Regions from separate parts of the Homo sapiens genome. Here all the other regions are linked to region 4. A link is a contact called in ENCODE Hi-C or POLR2A ChIA-PET data. All regions are on one chromosome and are shown on one strand. Each heading gives the region's core, a stretch centred on a gene start or an enhancer-like site at or near the end of the contact. The rest is flanking DNA. Distances are from core to core; before and after follow the strand shown.

Region 1 (4,884 bases), core at 2,383-4,882, 1.0 Mb after region 4:
GCCATCTCGGCTCTCTGTAACCTCTACTCCTTAGGTTCATGTGATTCTCCTGCCTCAGGCTCCCTAGTAGCTGGGATTACAGGCACATGCCACCGTGTCTGGTTAATTTTTGTATTTTTAGCAGAGATGGGGTTTCACCATGTTGGCCAGGCTGGTCTTGAACCCCTGACTTTAAGAGATCTGCCCACCTCAGCCTCCCTAAGTGCTGGGATTACAAGCATGTGCTACTGTGTCCGGCTGTTACATTCCTTCTTAAGGAAGCGTTCTTGGCTGGGTGCAATGGCTCACACCCTGTCTCTACTAAAATACAAAAATTAGCCAGGCATGCTGGCGCATGCCGCTAATCGCAGCCACTCGAGAGGTTGAGGCAGGAGAATCACTTCAGCTGGGGAGGCAGAGGTTGCAGTGAGCCAAGATTGCGCCACTGCACTCCAGCCTGGGCAAGAGTGAGACTCTGGTCTCCAAAAAAAAAAAGGTTCTTGTAAACAGACTACACTAACTGTGAATTTCATTTTGTGGTTACAAAAGAGAGCTTTGGATCTGATATAATTCAGAACCATTGCTCTAATAGTGAACCATGGGCAGAAAATCATGGCAGAGAATCTACGACAGCAGGAATCATGGTTGAAGAGGGTTTAACCTGGGAGTGAGACTGATCTGAGTTCAAGTACAGGCACAATATTTCCCTACTTTGGGAAGACTACTTAACTTTTCCAGGCTCCCTGGAATTGTAAAAATGGGTTAAGGAGTATCTGCTTCAGTGCTAATGTAAGGCTAAAATAAGAAATTTTACAGGTGCCAGAAAATGCTAAATGTCTGAGCTTTCCCCACTTCGCACTTTTCTACAGCCCTTCTTTCTGTGGTAAATACACTTTTTTTTTTTTTTTTAAATGAGATGGAGTCTCGCTCTGTCGCCAGGCTGGAGTGCAGTGGCATGATCTCGGCTCACCGCAACCTCTGCCTCCCGGATTCAAGCGATTCTCCTGCCTCAGCCTCCCGAGTAGCTGGGACTACAGGCACGTGCCATCACGCCCAGCTAATTTTTGTATTTTTAGTAGAGATGGGGTTTCACCATGTTGGCCAGGATGGTCTCAATCTCTTGACCTCATGATCTGCCTGCCTCGGCCTCTCAAAGTGTTGGGATTACAGGCGTAAGCCACCACACCCGGCCAGTAAGTTGACTTCTTTTCTGTTTTTTTGAGACAGAGTCTTGCTCTGTCACCCAGGTTGAAGTGCAGTGGCGCGATCTTGGCTCACTGCAAGCTCCGCCTCCTGGGTTCAAGCAATTCCACTGCCTCAGCCTCCCGAGTAGCTGGGACTACAGGCGCCCAGCATACCACGCTCAGCTAATTTTTTGTATTTTTAGTAGAGACGGGGTTTCACCATGTTAGCCAGGATGGTCTCGATCTCCTGACCTCGTGATCCGTCCGCCTCGGCCTCCCAAAGTGCTGGGAGTACAGGCATGAGCCACCATGCCCGGCCAGTAAGCTGACTTCTTAAGGTTCGCTCCAGGGTGGGGTGCTGGCTCTGGTCAGTTCTGAAACTAATGCTACAGAAAGATAAAGTGATCGCTGTAGTATAGTGGAAAAAGCCCAATACCCAGAAGGCTTGGTGTGAAGTCCTAAATGTCACCCTGTGTGACGCTGTAACGCACCTGGCACTCTTCTCAACGAACGGGTGGGATGGAACTTGTTAAAGCCTCTGTTTCTATAAAATGAGACAATATGTACCTCATAGAGTTGCTTTGAAGTTTTAAATAAGTTAATGAATGTAAGTACTTCACATAGTACCTGATATAGAGTAAATGGTTATTATTCTTCTTGGCATAATTGGGAAGAACTAACTGAAAATGTTACAGTAGTGCTTCCTAAACTTCAGTCACTCTCATGCCATGTTAGAATTTTTGTCCAACGCTTGTATCATTACATATTTAATACTTTTTATATATCAACTTTTTTCCCATCTATATGATTTTAAAGGAATCTTTAAATTACCAGCAAATGGAAATCCAGTATTGTCACAAAAAAGAAAGTAACTTAAGTACAGTAGAAACAAAACAACATTATTAAATTTTAACTAGACACTGTTACCTGTGAAAAGTTCTTAGCCTGAGGCTTACTCTCTTTATTAAAACGAGAAATTAATGTGAGAGAGAGGTGCTAAAGATATAGTAGCACTTACCTGAGATGATTTCTGAAAGTAATCAGAACTGACTGAAAATTGCTTGTTTTTCTAAGAGACAAGGTCTCGTTATGTTGCCCAGGCTGGTCTCCCACAATCCTCCTGCCTCAGCATCCCAAGTTGCTGGGAGAAAACTATTACTTTAATATGAGGGGCTACATGTCTAGATAACCACCTATAATCATCTCAAATTCCTTTATCTGTATATAAATATTGCAACGAGGGGCTGGTTGCCATGGCTCACACCTGTAATCCCAGCACTTTGGGAGGCCAAGGCAGGTGGATCACCTGAGGTCGAGTTCGAGAACAGCCTGGCCAAGATGGTGAAACCCTGTCTCTACTAAAAATACAAAAATTAGTCAGGTGTGGTGGTGCGGGCCTGTAATCCCAGCTACTCGGGGGGCTGAGGCAAGAGAATCGCTTGAACCCGGGAGGCGTAGACTGCAGTGAGCTGAGATGACGCCACCGCACTCCAGCCTGGGCAACGAGAGCGAAACTCCGTCTCAAAAATAAGCAAATAAATAGATAAATAAATAAATACTGCAATGAAATATGTGAGGAAGTTGCCTCCACTCTAGTGGGGGGAAATAATTACAATTCCTTACATCTCTAATGGCAGTTTTACAGACTGCAAAGCGCTTTGGTACTTGGCATCTCAGCTGACAGTCCCACCAGGCCCGACGCCTGGAACAGTAATTTGGTAGAATGCAGATTATCACACTCACTTGACTGGATGTTACAAAGACTAAACGCTGTAACGCACCTGGCACTCTTCTCAACGGAAGGGTGGGATGGAATAGTTCATAGGTAAACCCACCGAGGGTCGGCGACTAACCTAAAGGATTAACAGTACTGTTTTTTTCAACACTCAATACGTCCTAGATCCTGTGCTAAGGGACTTACAGACATCACCTAATTTGATTCCTACCTGTCTATGAAGCAGGTACTGTTATCATCCCCATTTCACAGAGGACAAAAGTGAAACACAGAGGTAACGGGTAAGGTCACCCTGTCAGAGGGGGCGCGACGTGAACCTAGGCAAATTGACACAACTCCTGCACTTTTTTGCCCAAGGTCACGGCGGTGTGAGGTAGGCTGGAGAAGGGAGGGCGCTGACCTGTCAGATACTTGTTCCTGGGTGAGCTTCTTGTCGCTCTGCAGCAGGATGGACACGTAGTGGCGGATCATGCCTACGAAGAAAGTGATGATAACGATGGGTAGGACCACCCAGAGGCGGATGTTGGAGTCGAGCAACAGTTCTGGCCCTGCCATCTTCACTGAAAGCTGGTTCCCAGTCTGGAATGGGCGAGCTTCTCTTCTCCGGGGCACAGTTGCTTCTCTTCGGCTTCGCCTCCGGGCCTTCTCAAGCCCCTTTGCCCGTGTACCCCAGAACTCTCCTGCGACTGTGAGCCGAGCTTACTGCCTTCAGCTGGGCTGCCTGGTCTTCCACTTCCGGCGCGAACGTTGACGTCACGTCGTGGCGCACCTCAGTGGCGTCAGAGCGGCGTCGGGCCTGGCGGGAAAGTGGAAAACTATCGGCGGTGGCCCAGGCTCGGTGGCTCACTCCTGGAATCCCAGCACTTTGGGAGGCCAAGGTGGGGGGATCACGAGGTCAGGGGATCGAGACCATCCTGGCTAACAGGTGAAACCCTGTCTCTACTAAAAATACAAAAAAATTAGCCAGGCGTGGTGGAGGCGCCTGTAGTCGCAGCTACTCGGGAGGCTGAGGCAGGAGAATGGCGTGAACCCAGGAGGCGGAGCCTGCAGTGAGCCGAGATTGCTGCACTGCACTCCAGCCTGGGCGACAGAGGAAGACTCCGTCTCAAAAAAAAAAAAAAAAAAAGAAAGAAAACTACAGGCGGGGACGGCTTCTCGGTGAGTAAATGGAGCAGTGGTCGTAGTCTCTCGAGGCCCCGCTCCCCTGCGACCTAATCTCTTAAGTCCGGGCCGCGGTCGGCGTTCTTCTCTGGGGCTCCGCGCCCCAAGCCTCGGCTTCCTCATCTGCCCTGAGATGGGATAGTCCCCACAGGTACCTTTCTGCGTCGTTAAAATGAGGAAATGAGAAAGGCTTTTACCCTCACCCCCTTCCCGATGAACTAGTCCAGGCAGTCGGCCTCATCTCACGTCTGTTGGGCTTCTCGGGAAGCCAAATGGTATCGCACGTGTTAAAGGCGGGTGTCTGGAAGCCGAAAGTCCTGACTAACTGAGAATGTTGACTAATCCGGATAGCATTGAGAAGAGGAAATGGAGCTATTCAACAGATTCATTGATCTATATAAGCTGCTATAAGTTACATTTACTCTTTCTGTGTAGTACCTCACAGAATTCTGAAATTTTGGATATGACATTCTACGACATTGCATTTAGCTATTCTCACAACTCTATTTTTCAAAATGTCCAACGTTTAAAATTTTTTCTTCCTCAGTCTTTCAGGAGATTGTCATGGTTGAGAGACTGGACTGTACCTACCCACTATGAATGAGCAGAACACCATAGCTAATATTAACTTTCTGCAGGTAATCTCTGAGCTTCGGGAGAAGTTGGATCCTGCAGCATTGTGTTTTGCCATCACTGTTGCAGGCTTTCCAAGTAAAGTTAAAAAGTAAAGGACAAGCAAGGTAAAGAGCTCATGGATAATTGCCACCCTTTTCCTCACATAGGATGTCACAGTTCTCTGACATCCCACAGTCAGAGTTGGAGCTT
Region 2 (5,563 bases), core at 1,991-4,490, 1.5 Mb after region 4:
TTTTCAGTTACAATCTTTAACTTATTATGGAATCTCAAATGACATTAGCAGACGGGGGAAAGATCTGTAGTTTCAAAGGAAGCTCTGGGTTTCTACAGATTGGGGACTTTGATCTCCTGTGGCCCTGGCAGCCTGTCCCTGAGGCCCTCCTGCAACAGGGTATGGCTGGATCATACCAGGCCTGCAGGCCACAGTGAGGAGTTTTGATTTCATTCTGAGAGCAGTGGGAGCCACAGGGTTTTCAGCAGGTGGTGGCACAACCTGACTTGTATTTAAGTTTACTCTGGCCATAAATGGGAGAGGAAGAAAAAAGGGAGGGGCTTGTAATACATTATTCTCATTTAATTTTCCTAACAACCTTGTAGGTAGGCATATCTGGACCCCTTTTTCAGATGAAGAAACTGAGGCTCAGAGAGGGAAAATGATTCACCTGAGGCCACACAGTGAGTGAGCAGAGGAGCCAATGCTGGACTCCCAGTCTCATGGTGCCCCATGGCCAGGCCCTGTCAAGTAGCTCCAGGGCTGACAGCCTCCAACCCCTGGGTCTGGGACTTTTGATTTATCTACTTATAGCCCATGAGGCCCAGGCCGAGGTGCCCTTGAGGATGTCACTGGCCAGAAGGAGGCAGATGAGTGAGGCCTGGAAATTGGGGTCAAATTCTCAGTTGCCCCATTGGCAGATCAGGTATCTTCCTGGCCCCTCCCCTGGCCCCTCTTCCTCATATTTGGGCCTGAGCCCCAGTGTGGTTTGGAGCAACTGAAAACTTTCAGGCTTCTGAGCCAGCATCCTGTGCCCTCTATGGGGGAAGAGAGTTCTAGGAATGACCCTTCATTCCCTTTGACAAATGGTTAAGAGCACAAGGTCTGGTCTCATCCAGGCCTGCCTTTCACAGCTGTGCGACGTGGGCGAGTCCGTCAACCCCTCTGTGCCTCGGTTTCCTCACATGCAAAATGGGGGTAGGAGTGGCATCTCCCACGTCAGGGCCTGAGCTGTTGACACAAGGTGGTCACCCCCCAACCGGACCATTACCGGAGCATGGGGCAGCACTTTCCCTCCGGCTCCCATCCTAAATCAGATCCCCTGGTCTTCTGCTGGCCACCAGGTGGTCCCAAATAAGGAGGAAGCAGGGGGGTCTGAGGTTCTCATTGAGGGGGTGGTATGGTTCTTCACCCTGGCCACCTGAGCTCCTACATCTTCCTGGAGGGTCCACAGGCCTCGCAGTCAATCATGAATTCACTAGGCTTAGGATGACCACCCTGTCCCCATTTTGAGGTGAGGCCTAAGCCTTCAAGAGCACTTCTCCAGTATCTGGGCCACTCCAGACCTCTGAGGCTCCCATTCACCCTCATCTGCCTTACGGGTATTTGTGAAGACTCTGCCCTAAGATACTTCTCAACTTGGGCTGCCTATGTTCTTTTGGGGGACTTGTAAAGGTGGACTTTCAGGCAGGGTGACAGGTGGGCAGGAGGTTTAGCTCATTTACTTACACTCTGGAGAAGGTGGGAGGGGTTGGGAAGTGAGGAGGTAGAGGTGGGTATGGCTGCTCTGAGCCTCCGTACCTCTCCTGGCTGGGTCCTTCAGTTCACTGTTCTCAGAATTGAGCCCTGGAGCCTTTTTAAAAGACTCTGGGACTTCAAGCACTATGAATTTAAAAAAGAAATAAAAAAGATATTATAAAAGAAAAAACTACAGCTTAAAGAAATTATCAAGAAGAGAAGCAAAGGCCTGTGTTGAGTTTTGGCTGTCCAGTGGCATTCTGCTTTCCTTTAGGGGATTTGGTCTCCCCAACTGGGAAGAGTCTTGGTGACGATCAGTCAAAGTGTCCCCACCTTCCTGGCCTAAGCGTGGGCATGTGATCAAGCTAGGCCAATCACCTCCCAGGGATGCTGTCTCCTGGGACGTAGAATCAGTGATTTGCTGGTGCCAGCTCACACTTGCTTGTGAGAGCTGATGGCTAAAATTTCAGGTATTTTGTGAGCTGGTTGTTAATTATAGCCATCATTAGAAATCAATTATATAAACCTACAATTATATAAATTATATTTTAAAAGGCAACAAATACCCCAAACTTATCACCTCCTAATTATTTTACTACATTTCACTATTATCTATTCTCTCTAGTAGACAGTCTATTGTATCTGCATGGTAGAAATACCGTATAATGGTGTGCGGCTGCGCCTCTCGTCCCAACTCTGTGTTTAATGATGTCACGTGGGTAACGTGGTGGTATTTACACCAAGGAAATCAGCACCCACTGCAAAAGAGGATTCCCTCGCAACTAGAGAGCTGGGGTTAACATTCACCAGCACAGGCTGCTTTGGAATCCTGAGCTATACAAGGACCAAAAGAAGCTTTTGTAGTGGATTTTTCCCAACCTGCAGTTCCCCAAAGGGACATTTACTTAGTGAGTCGTGCCACTGATCCCTGCATGTCCCCGTTTCCTTCTGGAAAATTGAGCTGGGTTTTCCAGCCTTTGCTCCAACTTGGAGAGCCCACTCCTAAGCTGCCCTCTTGCCTCCACTATGCTGCCCAGTCAGCTTCTGTTGTTTACGACCGACGTGCCTTAGTGGAGCGACATCGGCACACAGGCAGAAACAGGCTGAGGAAAGAACCATCACCCCAGTCTCACCCTTCAGCCACAACATGGGGTACATTCTAGATGTTTCCTGCCAGCCCCTTTCCCCTTGCATCTGTCTTCGTGGAGGTGTTGCCATTGTCAGGACATACGATGCTAAACCCACTTTTTCAACATCACATTATTTCTTGAGCCTCATCCACGTGGCTTTGCATTCTCTGTAACAATCTTTTTCCATAATGTCCCAAAGGCACGTGGAGAAGCTAAAAGGTACTTAGTTACTTTCCTAATGTGGGGCACTTAGGAATTACTTGTCTTCTTTTCCCCTTTAGTGTCACATAGAGACGTGGTTGAAAAATCTGGGACTGTGGATTGGGAGACCTGAGTTCTCATTTAGTTTTGTGCCAGATGGCTGTGTGAGGCTGCGCAAGATGCCTCCCTCTCTGGGCCTCAGCTTCTTAACCTATATAATGATGATGATGATAATGATAATAGTAATAGTAATAATAATAATGATGATGGTCTCCACTTCCAGGGGTTTCCTGGGCAGTGCTAAGTGTGTTGACTCACATCAGCTCATTTATTACTTCTCACAGCCCAGGAATAAGAATGATTTCACAGACTGAGTAAACAGATTCTGAGAGGTGATGTCATTTCCTCAGCACAACATAGCTAGTGGGTGGCAAAGCTGGGGTTCAGACCCAGGATGTCTGCCTCTTAACTCTCTCACCACACTGCCACTTCCTAACGCCCACTTCTTAACGCCCACTGAGCATCGGGCTTGGGGGACAGACACATCAGTACAGCAGTGAGCGTGTCCCTCATTACAGTCCGCTTGCTGTCCTGTTCATGTCCCCACTTTACAGAAGCGAAAGCTTCAGTTCTGAGGACTGAAGTGGTTTTCCCATGTCAGAGTGTTCTGGGCTGAATCATGCTCCCCCAAATCCATATGTTGAAGTCCTAACCCTCAGTACCTTAAAATTGTGGTGGTATTTGGAGATAGAGTCATTGTAGAGATAGGGACACTGCAGATACTAAATTAAGATGAGGCCATTAGGGTGGGCCTAATCCATGCTATGATTGACACCCGTATACAAAGAGGAAATTTGGGCAGAGAGACAGATATGCATAGTGGGAAGATAATGTGAACAGACACTGGGAGAAGATGGCCATCTACAAGCCTCCAGAACTGTGAGAGAATGAATTTCTGTCATTTAAGCCACTCAGTCTGTGGTCTTTGGATGGCGTGGCTGAGCTGAGGCTCTGCAGGGAGCCAGGAGGTTGCAGGGGAGAGCAGGGAGGGGGGTGGCGGGTGTCTCTGCCCCCTGGCCCATACCCACTGTGTGCTGGGCAAGTCCCTTCTCTCCTGGGTCTCAGTCTCCCCATGTGCACCCTGGGATTACTGAATCAGATGGTCCTTGAAGGCCCTTCCAGACCTGTTGTCTCATGGGTCCATGAGTCTCTCAGGCTCCTATTCCAGCTGCTCTGACCCCACTGAGCTGGGGTGTGCTGAAGGGGGAGGCCCCAGGGAACACTCCATTCTGCTGTTCTTTCCAGCAGAGCTTTCCCAAGGGCTCACCCAACAGCCTGCCCTCCTCAGTGTGGGCCGTTTCTCCTTCGTCCTACTTCCTGGCGACTGCTCTGTCCAACTGCCTGCCAATCCAGTGTCAGATACTCTCATCACACTGTACCTGCATGTGACACTCTCCTCCGACCTCTGACATCTTCTTTGCCTGCTGCCTGCTCTCTCCCTTTGGGGTGGAGGCTAGGGCAGGTGGGTCCTAGGGAGCCATCGGCTGAGGCACTAATTTCCACTGACTATAAATAACTCTGGGTCTGAAACCACAGCAGGGGCCTGGATTGCACCAGGAGGAGTAAGATAATCGTTGTGGGGTGAGGAGGGCCTGTATAAATAACTTACCCGCCCTGTCTGGGCCTCTCGGATGACAGGCAGGCCTGGAGGCAGAGGATCTCTCCAGCTGAACTCGAGGCGTTTGTGGGACCCAGGCTGGGTGGATGACTCAGGTCCTACTAGCATTCGAGACGGCCCGCCTGCAGTTATACAGCAACATTTCTCACCCCTTAGGCCCGTGTGACAGATGAGGAAACTGAGACCCAGGGAGGAGAAGTAATTGGAAACTGGGGTCTAGGCCCCTGGGCTTCTGGGAGCTAGAGAACTGTTGCCAGGGATGCCCAAATTCTGGTCCCCCGCTAAACCCGACCTTTGGGAGCCAGCGTGGGAGGGCCCTGAAGCTGCTTGGTAGAAAAGGACTGCTGGGCCAAGGCCTGGGGCAAAGGGCCAAGGGCCAAGGGCACTGCCCTGGCCTGGGCACTGATGGGCCAAGGTTTTGAGGTCACGAATTTTCAAGTGAAGAGAGGCCTGGAGTCTGGCTGTGAGTCAGCCACCCTTTGACCCATCTGATGTCTACAGAATGGGGGCATCAAGGCAGACAGTTTCACAGTAGTAGAATGTCTGAGCCTGGACAAGCCTCAGAGACTACTAGACCAACCTTCTTTATTTTCCAGATGGGGAGGCTGAGGCATGGAACAGGGTGGAGGGAGCTTGGAGAGGGTCTCAGTCGATAAGGGCCAAAGTCAGGCTGGTCTCCGCCCCTGCCCAGCATGGGTGGACTGAGCACCCTTTTCCTGCACAGTCACATGCATCCCCTTGGGGCCCCCGCAAAGACCAACTTCGCCTAAGACCCCTGGGCCAGGCACATTGTGTGTTCTCTCATTTAATCCACAGTCAGTGTGGCCCCTGGAAGCCAGACAGTGTCTGCTCCATTTCACAGATTTAACAAATGATGCATTAAGAACTTATGTGATCTGTGCCCCAACCCAGGCTTTTGGATACTCTAGTTTAGCATTTTTCTCCAGTATCAGAGGTTTTCAATTTTTTTTTCTTTTTTTCAACACTTTGTTAAAAAACCAAAGTCTTCAAAGCATTTAAAAAGGAGTATCAGGCCGGGCACAGTGGCTCATGCCTG
Region 3 (6,139 bases), core at 80-2,579, 1.3 Mb after region 4:
CTGCCCGCCTTGGCCTCCCAAAGTGCTGGGATCACAGGCGTGAGCCACCACACCTGGCCTTACATGTACTTTTTTAATGGTTGAGGTGGAGCCATCTTTCTTATATTTAGGAGCGTTTCATGATTTGTTTTTGTTCATTGCTTCCTTTGCCTTTTTTTTTTTTTTTCCCTGAGACAGGGGTCTCACTTTGTCTCCCTGGCTGGAGTGCAGTGGCAGTAATCTTGGCTCACTGGACCCTCGACTTCCCAGGCTCAAGGGATCCTCCCACCTCAGCCTCCTGAGTAGCTGGGACTACAGGCGCCCACCACCACACCAGGCTAATTTTTGTGTTTCACTAGAGACAGGATTTCACCATGTTGCCCACGCTGGTCTCGAACTCTTTGCCTCAAGAGATCCACCCACCTCGGCCTCCCAAAGTGCTGGGATTACAGACGTGTGCCACTGGACCCAGCCTCCTTTGCCAGTCTTAATACTAAGTTATTTTATTATTTTGGGAGAATTGCTACATCGAATATCAGCCCTTTGTCATATGTTTCGAGTATTTTTCTGAATTTGTACCTTGTCTTTGATTTTTTTTCTTTTTTGAGACAGGGTCTTGCTCTGTCCTCCAGGCTGGAGTGCAGTGGCGGGATCACAGCTCACTGCAGCCTCGACCTCCCGGCCTCAAGTGATCCTCCCACCTCAGCCTGAGTAGCTGGCATCACGCCCAGCTAATTTTATTTTTTGTAGAGATGGGGGTCGCACCATGCTGGCCAGGCTGGTCTCTAACTCCCGAGCTCAAGCCATCCTCCCGCCTCGGTCTTCCAAAGTGCTGAGATTGCAGGCGTGAGACACCGTGCCCAGCCGTCTTTAATATTTTTCACCAGGCGGATAGTTCACATTTTTGTGTAGTCTTTTTTTTTTTTTTTTTGGTGCCTTCTAATTCTAATTCTTCCCATTTCTGGGTGTGTACTTAGTCTCTCTGAGCCACAGTTTTCTGCTCTATAAAGTGGGGTGATAATGCTCAGTACACGGTTTGCTTTGGCTCGATGAGAAATCCAGGTCTGAAAGCTTCAGGTACAGCGGCCGGCGCTGAGGAAAACAGCGTTAAGTGAGGCGCGTCAGCGGACACCACCTGCCTGCACATCTGGCTGGCCTCAACTTCCCGCTGTTCGAGCCCACGTGAGTGGCTCCGCCCCATCTGGCTTCTGACCAATGGACGAGCTTCCTAAGGCGTACCGTCCCGACTCCAAGGCGCCTGGCTTTGAGGCGGGCTGCGTCTTGCTCGGAGTCCCGCCCCTTGCCGGGTCGAGCAATGGGCGCCTTCCGTTTGGCGCAGGCCCCGCCCCTGTCGCTCTCCGGCCTGCGGGCCGCAGGGCTCGTTCCGGAGGGCGGGCGCCACGGAGGCCGGAGTGGTCGCAGTTCGGGCGGAGGCCGGGCCAGGCGGGGCTGTAGGGCTGGGGCAGGCGGCGGGCTGCCCGGCGGGACAGCTGCGGCAGCCGGCGGGGGGCGTCCTGAGTTGGCGGTCGAGGGCGCTGCCAGCTCCCGAGGGGCCGCTCGGGCCCCTTCCGGCCCGGGTCTGGTTGGGCCGCAGGAGCAGGGCGGGCTGCGGCGCCCGGGTCTGGCCCTGGCCTACGGGCTAAGCGCCCGGCCCCGGGGCCGCGGATCCGGCAGCCATGTGTGGATCTTGAAGCGCCATGTGGTCTTCTGAAGCGCTTGACAGTTCTAAAGGGCTTTATATTGCAAACTGATCAAAGCGCTTCGTAGCCCCGGAAGCGCTTAGGCATCTCCGAAGTAGCGCTGGGCAAAGTGAAGGCTTCCTGATCTCAGAAGCACGTTGTGGGCTTGGAAACCGACGGCAGCCTTTAGTCAATTTTGGATCGCTTTGACTTCTCCAACACGGTTTGGCATCTCTGAAACCTTGAGAACTGTGATGGGCAGTGGAAAGAAGAGGGAAAGGTCAGTGAGGCTAGCCCCTGGCTCTGCCCTTATGTCTTGCCGTCCTCCTGGGCCCGGGGTGGCGGGAATCTGAGGTGGGGTCGCCAGGAAGGGTGGTGTTGGAATCCAGGCCCCCTGTACCTTGCAGGTGCCCATGGCGTCCGAGCGGGGCAAGGTCAAGCACAACTGGAGCAGCACGTCGGAAGGGTGTCCCCGCAAGCGCAGCTGCCTCCGGGAGCCCTGTGATGTGGCCCCCTCCAGCCGGCCAGCTCAGAGGTCTGCGTCGCGTTCTGGAGGGCCCAGCAGCCCCAAGCGCCTGAAAGCCCAGAAGGAGGACGATGTGGCTTGCTCGCGGAGGTTATCCTGGGGCTCATCCCGCCGCAGAAATAACTCCTCCTCCTCCTTCTCCCCACATTTCTTGGGCCCTGGTGTGGGCGGGGCCGCCTCCAAAGGCTGCCTGATTCGGAACACTCGGGGGTTCCTGTCTTCAGGGGGATCCCCTCTGCGTCCTGCCAACGCCTCTTTGGAAGAAATGGCTTCTCTAGAGGAGGAAGCCTGCAGCCTTAAGGTAGGTGGCTGCCACGCTTTGCAATCGGTGAAGCCCCTTCCACATGGCTTGAGAGGTTGGGGATGGGAATTTTGGTGGAAGGAGACTACAAAACATTACATCCTTGAAGGTCTGGAAGGTCTTTCTAGAAGTCCACTCCCCCCAAACTCGAAGACCTAGCAGTCTTCCAGGCGCGTGGCCTGAAGTTAAGTAGAGAGGTAATTTTCAAACTCGGCAGCACTTTGGAACTACTTGGAAAGCTTTAAAATACTTGGGCCTGCCTCCTACTCCAGAGAAACTGATTTATTGGGCTGAGGTGTGGTCTGGGCTTCCAGATTTTTCAGTGCTCCCCAGGTTATTGTAAACGTGCAGCCCCGTTGGAGAATCACTGCAGTAGAAGGTGGATTATGTGCTCAAGAGAAGAATGTATTTATTTTAGTTGTCAGTTTAAAGAATTGTGTGCCCTTGTACTTTGAACCACTCTGAATCACAGAACCAAGAATTGCGGTTCTTGGTGTAGCTTTTCTCCAAAGTCATAGTTTCCAGCATGTTGGGGTTTTGCTTGGTGGTGCTAGTTTTTTTTTTTTTTCTTTTTTTTTTGGAGGTTAAATTGTTAATTCCCTAATGGAAACATGCAAGAGGGTTTCATAAGTACTTTGAGCAGACCAAGGAGTGCTTCACAGAGAAGATACATTTCGCTCATCTACTCAATCAAGGCTTTGAACAAATATGTGTTGAGGGTTTAGTTTGTGCCAGGCAATGTTCTAGGTGTTTGGGATTCTTTACTAACAAAACAGATCACTTTCCCCTTAGAGTTTGCATCCTAGATTTTGAAGGTCTGAGTCTTAAGAAGTGAGAAGTTCTGCCTGTGGAGGAGTGGAGAAACAGTCTTATTTGGGATCAGATGGGCTGCCTCTAGAGAAAATTACTTTACAAAAGCAATTAAAACAGGCCCTAAGGAATATGTGTTTGTTTTTAAGCCTAGCCTTGGTGGTTTCTTTTGTGTAGCTGAGAAAGGAGGCTGTATTTGACTGTTTGTCTTGGGGACTCATAGGCTAAGTGCCCCTGGTTTTTTCAATGTGGACCTCACTGTCTGAACTCTTGTGTGGGCACGTGGATTTTTTCTTTTTAAATTCACAAATAACAGTGAGTTGAAAAGCCCTGTCTCTAGCGTAGGAATGCTGAATTTGTCTCAAATCAGGTAAGTATGGGACTTTGCTCATACAAGTTAATCTTGCCATTAATCCTTGATACAATTTCAGTAGACTTGGGTACAGCATAAAATAATACCAGTTGATTCAATTTAGCTTCACTGACAATTTGTAGATAGAGTGAAACCTGTTACTGGGAGAGGCAGGAAATTTACTTTACATAGTCTTTCAGGTGTGCTGAATCCCTGGCTGTCCTAAAGACCTGGAACTCAGGTTTGAGGGTGTGGTCTCTAATCTGGGTGGGTCTAATTGTAGGTGGACCCACCTTTCTCTCATTAAGGCTAAAGGGGCCTTGTTTTGCAAGAACCCAATTTAATGGTTTCAGTAGAAGCACTTGAGGGTTATTGTGGGCCACGCACTGTTGGGTCTGGGAGTGATGAGCTTCTAGGGAGCAGTCTGGTGGGAGGGCTGGAGGAGTGGTCGCATGACTGCCCACAATGTGGTATGATGGAGTAGTGAGCCCAGAATGGAGGCTGGAGAGCGAGGTAGGGGGTGGATTGCAGCAAGGTTTTAGTAGCCAAGGGAATTTGGATTTTATCCTAAGGACAATGGATTTTATTCTAAGGGACAATTCCCTTAGAATTGTATTCTCTTTTTTTGAGACAGATTCTTACTGTGTCACCCAAGGTAGACTGCAGTGGCATGATCTCTGCTCACTGCAGCCTCCACCTCCTGGGTTCAAACAATTCTCCTGCCTCAGCCTCCCAAGTAGCTAGGACTACAGGTGTGCGCTACCGTGCCCAGCTGATCTTTGTATTTTTAGTGGAGATGGGGTTTCGCCTTGTTGGCCAGGCTGGTCTCTAACTCCTGACTGCAAGTGATCTGACCGCCTCAGCCTCCCAAAGTGCTGGGATTACAGGTGTGAGCCACCATGCCCGGCCAATTGTATTCTTATTTTAAAAAAATTATTTTATTTTTTTGAAACGATTTCCCAGGCTGAAGTGCAGTGGCGCAATCATGTCTCACTGTAGCCTCAAACTCCTGGGGTCAAGCAATCTTCTTAAATAGGTGAGAATATGGGCATGTGCCACCACACCCTGCAGATTAAAAATTTTTTTTTTGGGCTGGGCGTGGTGGCTCACGCCTGTAATCCCAGCACTTTGGGAGGCCGAGGTGGGCAGATCACGAGGTCAGGAGATTGAGACTACCCTGGCTAACACGGTGAAACCCTTTCTCTACTAAAAATACAAAAAGTTAGCCGGGCATGGTGGCGGGTGCCTGTAGTCCCAGCCACTTGGGAGGCTGAGGCAGGAGAATGGCATGAACCCAGGAGGCAGAGCTTGCAGTGAACCGAGATCAAGGCACTGCACTCCAGCCTGGGCAACAGAGTGAGACTCAGTCTCAAAAAAAAAAAAAAAAAAAAATTTTTTTTTTTGTAGAGATGAAGATCTCACTGTGTTGCCCAGGCTGGTCTCAAACTCCTGGGCTCAAGCTGTCCTCTTGCCTTGTCCTCCCAAAGCGCTGGGATTAGAGGCATGAGCCACTGTGCCAGCTGGATTGTCTTCTAAGCAATTAGAGAATTTATACAGGGCTCTACACAGAAAAGGAAATTGCATTGTAGAAAGATCACTCTTGTCGAGTGAGGGTTTTTATATTACCCTGATTGTCCATCTCTAGGACTGCTGAAGTCTCTTCCTGGAGTATATGTTTGTCAGTTTAAAAACCAAGTGTACAGTACTTGACTCATCTTGATGAATTACAAAACACCTCTTACCTTCCACCTTCATCTGTACCTCTTCCTCCCTTGCTCTGTGGTCATCTGTGAACTTATCTGTCCTGGTCCTAAGTCCTTCAGCAAGCACAGCCGAGGGGTACTCACAAAAATGGCATGTTCATCCTCAGGTCCTTCTAGAGTCCTCTCACTGCTCTCCTGTGTCTGCTCTGTAAACTTTTTTTTTTTGTTTGAGACAGGGTCTTGCTCTGTCACCCAGGCTGGAGTGCACTGGCATGATCATAGCTCACTGCATCTCAACCTCCTGGGCTCAAGCGATCCTCCTGCCTCAGCCTCCCAAGTAGGTGGAACTCAGGCGTGTGCCAACCTGCCTGGCTAATTTTTTTTTTTTTTTTTTTGAGACAGAATCTTGCTCTGTCACCCAGGCTGGAGTGCAGTGGTGCAATCTCGGCTCACTGCAAGCTCCGCCTCCCGGGTTCACGCCATTCTCCTTCCTCAGCCTCCCCAGCAGCTGGGACTACAGGTGCACGCCACCATGTCCGGCTAATTTTTTTGTATTTTTAGTAGAGATGGGGTTTCACCATGTTAGCCAGGATGGTCTCGATCTCTTGACCTCGTGATCCGCCTGCATAGGCCTCCCAAAGTGCTGGGATTACAGGCGTGAACCACCGCGCCTGGCCTGCCTGGCTAATTTTTTGTGTTTTGTAAAGACAAGAGTCTCCCTATGTTGACCAGGCTGGTCTCAATCTCCTGGGGTCAGGCAGTCCTCCCACCTTGGCCTCCCAAAGTGCT
Region 4 (6,304 bases), core at 1,742-4,241:
ATGTAAACAAAAAAGGACTAATGTCGCTAATGGTCCATATGATGAAATATTATGCAGCCATTAAAAAACATGCTTTCAAAGAATAATTAATGCCCTAGGAAAATAAAAATCAGAAAACAAACCTATGCCAATAATACATAATAATAACAACTCTGTAGTTTAATCTTCATAGCAATCTTATGAAGTCCACAGCATCAGTATCCCAATTTTAAAAATAAAGTCTACAGAGTTCCTAAGTTGGCTGGATCAAACCCAAGAAGTTGACTCCACAGTGATCCCAAATTTTAAATGCACAAAAACCAAAGGAAAATAAGGTAAAATGTTAAACACTGGTTCTCTGGGTGGTAGAATTATGGATGGTTTTATTTTTCTCCTTTATCTTATTCTGAATTTTAATTTTTTTCTACCGTGTACACATATTACATTTACAATATGCCAAAAACAGTAAATTTTTGTTAAAGTAAAACCAGGGAAATAATAAAATGCCAAAATCTTCCATTATTGTGGATGGTAAGCTGTCACAGACACAAAAATCTAAAGGGTTATGTTCAAGATCAATTAAGAGCAGAGGCAGGCCCAGAAGCCAGAACCAGTCTATTATATCACACTTTCTTATCTATGCCATCCTCTTCTGGTGGAGGAATGATTCTGAAAGATCTGCAGAGCACAATTGTGGAAGTTGACACTACATCAGATGAGCCATTTCTGGTTCAAATTTCTTGTCATGTCACTCCAAGACAGTAACATGCATATCACATGCGCCTCAACCAACTAAACAAAAAATGATGCCTGAATAGAGAGTGGTCAGCAGACTCCCCAAAATTTCTTTAGTTTAGAGAGAGAGAAAGTGAAAGGGAGAAGTAGAAAATGGGTGGAAAAACGTAATAATTACAAAAATACTCTTAAGTTTTTGGGGTTACAGATCCCTTTGAAAAATGGATGACAACTATGGACTCTCTGCTCAGAAAAACATACATGCAAAAATTTTACAAATAACTTGAGACTCCAAAGTCTTTCTGTGAATCCTAAGTTAGCAACCATGGATTCTGAGTCAGACTTCTATTCAATAAAAGAAGTAACTTCAGTCAGATCTGCTTCTGGGATCTGATAGTTCTTTGTGCCTGGAAGAGTTCAAGCAAAAATTAGGTGAGAAATTGGCAGATGTGTTATAAAGGAGATTAAAATACTGAAAGGGGCTGGTTTTCTAACCTTAAGATTCCATGATTCCAATGTGAGCAAAAAAATACGGGCTCAATCAACTCTCTGGTTGAACACTCACTGAACGCTCTGTGGTGCCAAACTCTACATTCAGTGCTGTGGTGAGATACCAAAGTCAGAGAAGACATGGAACCCGCCTCTAAAGAACACTGAAATTGTGGGAATATGTAAAGTGTGCTTAAATCTACAAAGCAGGAGCTTTACAGGTTACAGAGCTCTTTTACTTTCCTTATCCAAGTCAAGCTTCATGACAACAAATTAAAAGGGGAAAGAAGCACTTAACACAGTGCTAATAATAATAAAATATATTCATTGAATGCTTACTACATTCCAGATACTTTCAATCAAGCAGCAAATAATATTTGAGCACCCACTTGGTGTCAGGCACTGCAGTAAGCACAGTGAATACACAGCAGAATCTGTGCCCACATACATCAACTAATTTATTTAATCAATCCTATGAACTGTTATTTTTGTCTCTAATTTATAGTTGAAGAAATTCAGGCTCAGAGAGGTTAAGTTACTAACCGAAGGTCATACAGTCAAGAGGCAGACAGGAGATTTCACCCAGGACCACTGGAACTCAAATCTGTGCTCTTCTCCACTGCATCCTGGTGCCAAGCCCACAACTCCAAAACTACAGCTTTCCTGGATCATTTCACAATGTCAGCTTCTCATCATGCAGATATCTCAAGTCCCCAAGCACTCTAGACGTCACTGATGACAGCAGGAAGAACAAGGCCTTCTACTTACTTTAGCCTTCACTTAATTCTAAAGTCAAATTTATGAGTCAGTGGGACAGGTATTATAATCCCCAAGTCTACAAAACTGAGGGAGAAGAAGGCTATCTTAGCCACTGTGAGAAACGGAAATAATCACAGAGCAAGAAGAAACACCAAGCAACTGATCTTTATCCAGCACAGCAAAGTGCATCTGCTCTTGAGCAAATCCAGGGCCCACCACTACTGTAAATGGAAACTGGTATGCCTTGCCAAAACAGAAAGTGGCCACAAAAATAAATGTTATTTAAGTGAAATAATCAGACGCAATGCAAGATCAGCGCTGAGCCTGAGTCCTGATCTCTGTTTAAGAGACATGAGCAATTGTTAGAGAAGAGTGAAGGTGTGTTAGAGAGGAGTTGGGGCAGTATGTCAGAACAAACGAGCACTACGTTTATTGAGAATAATCAGAAGAAATGAAAGAGCCTGTAAAGGAGACTACCTGCTTGGCTACGTGATTACATACATGTTATCTGATAAAGTGTCCACCCAAAATCATGTCCGGTGTCACTGTTTAGTGCTTGACACAAAGTAAGCTTTCAGTAAAGAACAGCTGTCGATGTCATTGTTTGGAATAACTGTTTTTCTCCATGTTATTGTTGGGATTGGATCGCAGAATAGCTGGTGCCATAAGACTGCCAACCTCAGCTCACCAGGCTTGTCCTTGTCACTTATCAGAGGAGTAAACTGAGACCCAGAGCCACGCGGTCGGCTAGTGGCAGGGCAGAGCCGGATACCCGGGCCCAGTGCGACGCTCGCGCCTCATCCTTTCTCCTTAAGGCGAGGACATCCTCCTCAAAGGGAGGGACCTCCCCCCGCAGACACCCGGGAGCTCCCAAACTCCCCGAAGCACTCACCTTCATGACTGCCAGGCCCGGAGGCCACCGAGACTCGGCCAGGGAGTCCATGGTCGCTCCCGAGGATGCTGGGGGTCAGCCACCCACTAGCCTCCGGCGCTCCAACACCACTCGAAATTCCCCGCGCTACCGCATTACGTCAGCAGCCCGCGACGCGCCAGAGGCGGGCGCGGAGCCTGCCGGAAGTTGTAGTAGTATGTGGGCGGGGCGCCGCTTAAGGGCTTGTACTGCGCATGCGCCAGGCTTCTGCCGCACTTACCTTGAAGAAAGTGAATGGTTAAAAAGCGTAGAGCCAGTTGAATATTAAGAAAAGATAGCCAGGAATCAAACCAAATCCAGACCTCACCAGATCTGTCAAGGTCCAGGCTCATGACCCCCCTCCGGGTCGCCCACCCTAATCGCAGTGACTATCCGTCCTTGCTCTGAACAGAAGTTTTTATATCCATTACTTTATGTCTCCCGTATCACAACACTGGGAGGTAGATGTTATCATTGTCAGTTTACACAAGAGAAGCCTACGCCCGAAAAAGTGGATAGAGTTTCGAGTCAGATTCCAAACAGGACCTCTGGGCTTTAAATGGGAGCTGTTGCTTTTATTCATATTAAAATTTTAATGCACGGTTTTTCTTTTTCTTCGGAGAGAAGCACCATTAACTTTGGCATATAGCCTTCTAGATATTTCCTATGCAGATTGACGAAGATTCTTTGCTTGAGCAAACTTTAGTCAGGCTCCTGAACCTTCTCCTAGGCCAATCTGTGTACTTCCTGTAAAAATCCAGTTTTAGCAAAAAACCCTGCTAAATCAAGTTACCAAGAATCCCCACCTTTGATATGTGATCACTCTTGATATCTGATGTGTTCCTCATCCTCCACCATCCCCCAGTTGATGTCTGATCACCCTGGCCTCTTCAGCAAGAATCTACTGTTACCTCTGATGTTTCCTCTTAGTAATTTTTCATGCACTGCTCCCCACCCTGCTTCCTGGCTATAAATTTCCATTTGCCCATGTTGTATTCAGAGTTGAGCCCAGTTTTCACCAATTGCAAGACACAGTTCCAGTGGTCTCTATACCTACTTGAATTGTCCTGATTAAGTCTTCCTTATTGTGCTTTAACAAGTATCATTGAACAATTTTTTTCTTAAACGAGATATAAATATAGATACTTTTTTTCATACATGTTATATTAAATGCATGAGGAATGGAGGTTTACGGTGTCCACCCCCGCCCCCCACTTTGTATCAGCCAATCATAGAACGGCATGCAAATGAACGCAAATGAATGCCAGGCTGAGCTGGAAAATGTCGGATAGTTCTGGATGTGGAGGAAGTGGGGTCTTGGAGAGACAAAGGAAAAGCATTTAAGACCAGGTCCGTGGCCTGAGTGAACCAGTAATTGTTTTTTTCACACTACTAGTTGGACAAGGTAATTAGGTTTAAGGTGACAAATGGCTGGGAAGGTGAGAGAGGAAGAGAGAGGAGATGAGAAAAAAGAGAAAGAATGGGTAAGGAGAAAGGGAGAGAGAGAAAAGACAGGGACAGGAATGTACTTTTTGCATTCAACCATGGAGACAGATTTGGAAGGAGGCAGTACTTGTTAGTCCTGGGGCCAAAATACATTTCCCTATCTATGGAGAGCCTCCAGGACAGGATGCGGTGCCATTCATCTCTGAGTGTCTGCCAATAGCTGGTGGGTGAGGCTGAATGAATGGATGAATCACCGACTAAGCCCACATTCCCATAAATCTTTTCCTCCCAGGCTGAGCATTTCTCTTCCTGCCATCTTCAGCAGCACCAGGGTGATAGATCCCATCAAGCCCACCTCTAGGCCCAGGAAGGAAAGTTCAAGAACAAGCGCACTTTGAGCTCAGGAAAAGGCGTTTGTCTTGGGTGTTTATCTAACCCTGGGAGCCATTCTCCTCTTAACAAGCTGCTGTTTGTATGGACTTTCTCCTTCTGTTAGATCAATAAAGAGATTGTACTTCCTTATTCAGGACTAAAAACAAAATGTTCCATGTAAAATAAAAGCAGGCTAGTGTTTAGTGGAATCTTCTGTGGCACATAGCACACAGCGAGAAGCCAGAATAGGATGGCCAGATAAAATACAAGTTGCCCAGTAAATCTGAATTTCAGATGAACCGCACACAACATTTTAGTGTAAACCTGCCCCAAATATTGCACACAACCTATTAACCAATTATTTGTTGTTTAACCAGAAATTCAAATATTTAACTGGGCATCCTGTATTTTTATTTGCCAAATCTGACAACCCTAATTAGAGAAGCATTCTCCCAACTGAGTGTGGGGCCTGCCCTGGATTAACCTGGGGATGTCCTGTGGCCCCTGAGCTCCTTTCCAGGTTCTCTTCATCCTGTTCCTCTCTGCCCAGCACTCTCTCTTCCTCTAGGCCCCATCTTCCTCATTCTAGTTATGGGAGAGGGGATATTAAAGGAGCTCCCTCCCTCCCTTTCCTTCCTTCCTTTCTTCCTCCCTTCCTTCGTTCCTTCTTTCCTTCCTTCCTTCCTTATTTTTTTTCTTCCTTCCTCCCTGCCTCCATCTCTCCCTTCCTCCATTCATTTTAACAAATGTTTATTGAGCCACTCTCCACTTGTACCAGGTGCTAGAATACAGAGGTGAGTAAGACAGATATGGCCTCTGTTCTCCAGGAGCTGGCAGCCTGGGGGTGAGCATGGAGCCAGGATAAAAAAAAAGAGAGTTTGTAAAAAAATGAGTAAGATAATTGCATAAAACAGTAACTGATGTAAAAACAATAAAAAAGGGTGATAAAATGGACAGAGGAGGGGACACTGTAAATTGTATGATCTGGGAGGCTCCCTCTGAGGAAGTGATATATGGGCAGAGACCCAACTGATAGAGAGAGGCAGCCATGCAAAGACCCAAAGACCCCAGAAGTGGAGAGTTCCATGCCTTAGTAAAAAGTTCAGATTTTAATCCATGTTAACTTGGGTAAGTTGTTGACCTCTCTGTGCCTCAATTTTCTCATCTGCAAAATGGGGATAATATTAGTATTTGCCTTGTAGGGATAATTAAAGGAGTTATTCTAGGTTTAATGCCTAGAAGGGTGCCTGGCAACTACTAAGCCCTGTGTGAGTGTCAGCTGTCATTAATATTATGTTGCTATAAGCACAGGGGGGAAGTCCTTAGAGGCTTTAGGCAGGGGTGTAATTTACATTTTCCAAAGGTCATTCTAGCTGCTGGGTGAAGAAGGGATCAAAGTGGAAAGTGTACAGTAGAAGAAGGTGACAGGGACTGAACCTTGGTGGCACAGTCCGGGTGAGGTAAAAGTGCTGTGGACCTCACACTTACTGTGGACCCCAGTTCTAGGAAGCAGGCCCTGCTGTGTCCTTGTGACCAGGCCCCTATCTTGACTCCTCCCAGACATGGACCCTGCCTTATTCTCTCCCTCCCAGCCCTGGGACAGCTAGGTCTTGT

Evidence for each region. A loop is a pair of places that touch in the nucleus more often than their neighbours do. ChIA-PET counts read pairs that join two places held with the same protein, here RNA polymerase II (POLR2A). Pooled maps may share reads with other maps.
Region 1: a map of CD8-positive, alpha-beta T cell shows a loop between it and region 4 (6-fold over the local background). The contact joins the promoter of EMC3 here to the promoter of RAD18 in region 4. A Hi-C loop is called at or near these places in 1 of 168 maps with a recorded cell type or tissue (CD8-positive, alpha-beta T cell), 1 of 37 single-sample maps with no recorded cell type and 6 of 50 pooled maps. POLR2A ChIA-PET finds 5 or more read pairs at or near these places in 3 of 52 experiments (MCF 10A, T-cell and activated T-cell).
Region 2: a pooled map shows a loop between it and region 4 (10-fold over the local background). The contact joins the enhancer-like site here to the promoter of RAD18 in region 4. A Hi-C loop is called at or near these places in 4 of 50 pooled maps.
Region 3: a pooled map shows a loop between it and region 4 (10-fold over the local background). The contact joins the promoter of TATDN2 here to the promoter of RAD18 in region 4. A Hi-C loop is called at or near these places in 8 of 50 pooled maps.

Annotation. Positions count from the first base shown.
Region 1 is chr3:9,983,209-9,988,092 of GRCh38, forward strand. EMC3 (ER membrane protein complex subunit 3) reads right to left here and starts at 3,633. Exons shown (of 8, transcript NM_001394674.1): 1 at 3,299-3,633. The coding sequence starts at 3,453. It overlaps EMC3-AS1 (EMC3 antisense RNA 1), which reads left to right and starts at 3,685. Exons shown (of 3, transcript NR_103821.1): 1 at 3,685-4,056. RefSeq lists enhancers at 3,451-4,098, 3,563-3,722, 3,983-4,202.
Region 2 is chr3:10,434,196-10,439,758 of GRCh38, forward strand. All of the region lies in intron 2 of ATP2B2 (ATPase plasma membrane Ca2+ transporting 2), which reads right to left. Among named protein-coding and RNA genes, the nearest start is that of MIR885, 42 kb to the left of the region's middle. Within about 2 kb of position 3,241, at least 6 of the 41 ENCODE cell types and tissues checked have a DNase peak (open chromatin) inside an H3K27ac peak, as active enhancers do.
Region 3 is chr3:10,247,130-10,253,268 of GRCh38, forward strand. TATDN2 (TatD DNase domain containing 2) reads left to right here and starts at 1,330. Exons shown (of 8, transcript NM_014760.4): 1 at 1,330-1,938; 2 at 2,066-2,485. The coding sequence starts at 2,072. RefSeq lists a silencer at 1,216-1,645 and an enhancer at 1,898-2,766.
Region 4 is chr3:8,960,481-8,966,784 of GRCh38, forward strand. It overlaps RAD18 (RAD18 E3 ubiquitin protein ligase), which reads right to left and starts at 2,992. Exons shown (of 13, transcript NM_020165.4): 1 at 2,855-2,992. The coding sequence starts at 2,905. RefSeq lists an enhancer at 2,840-3,009.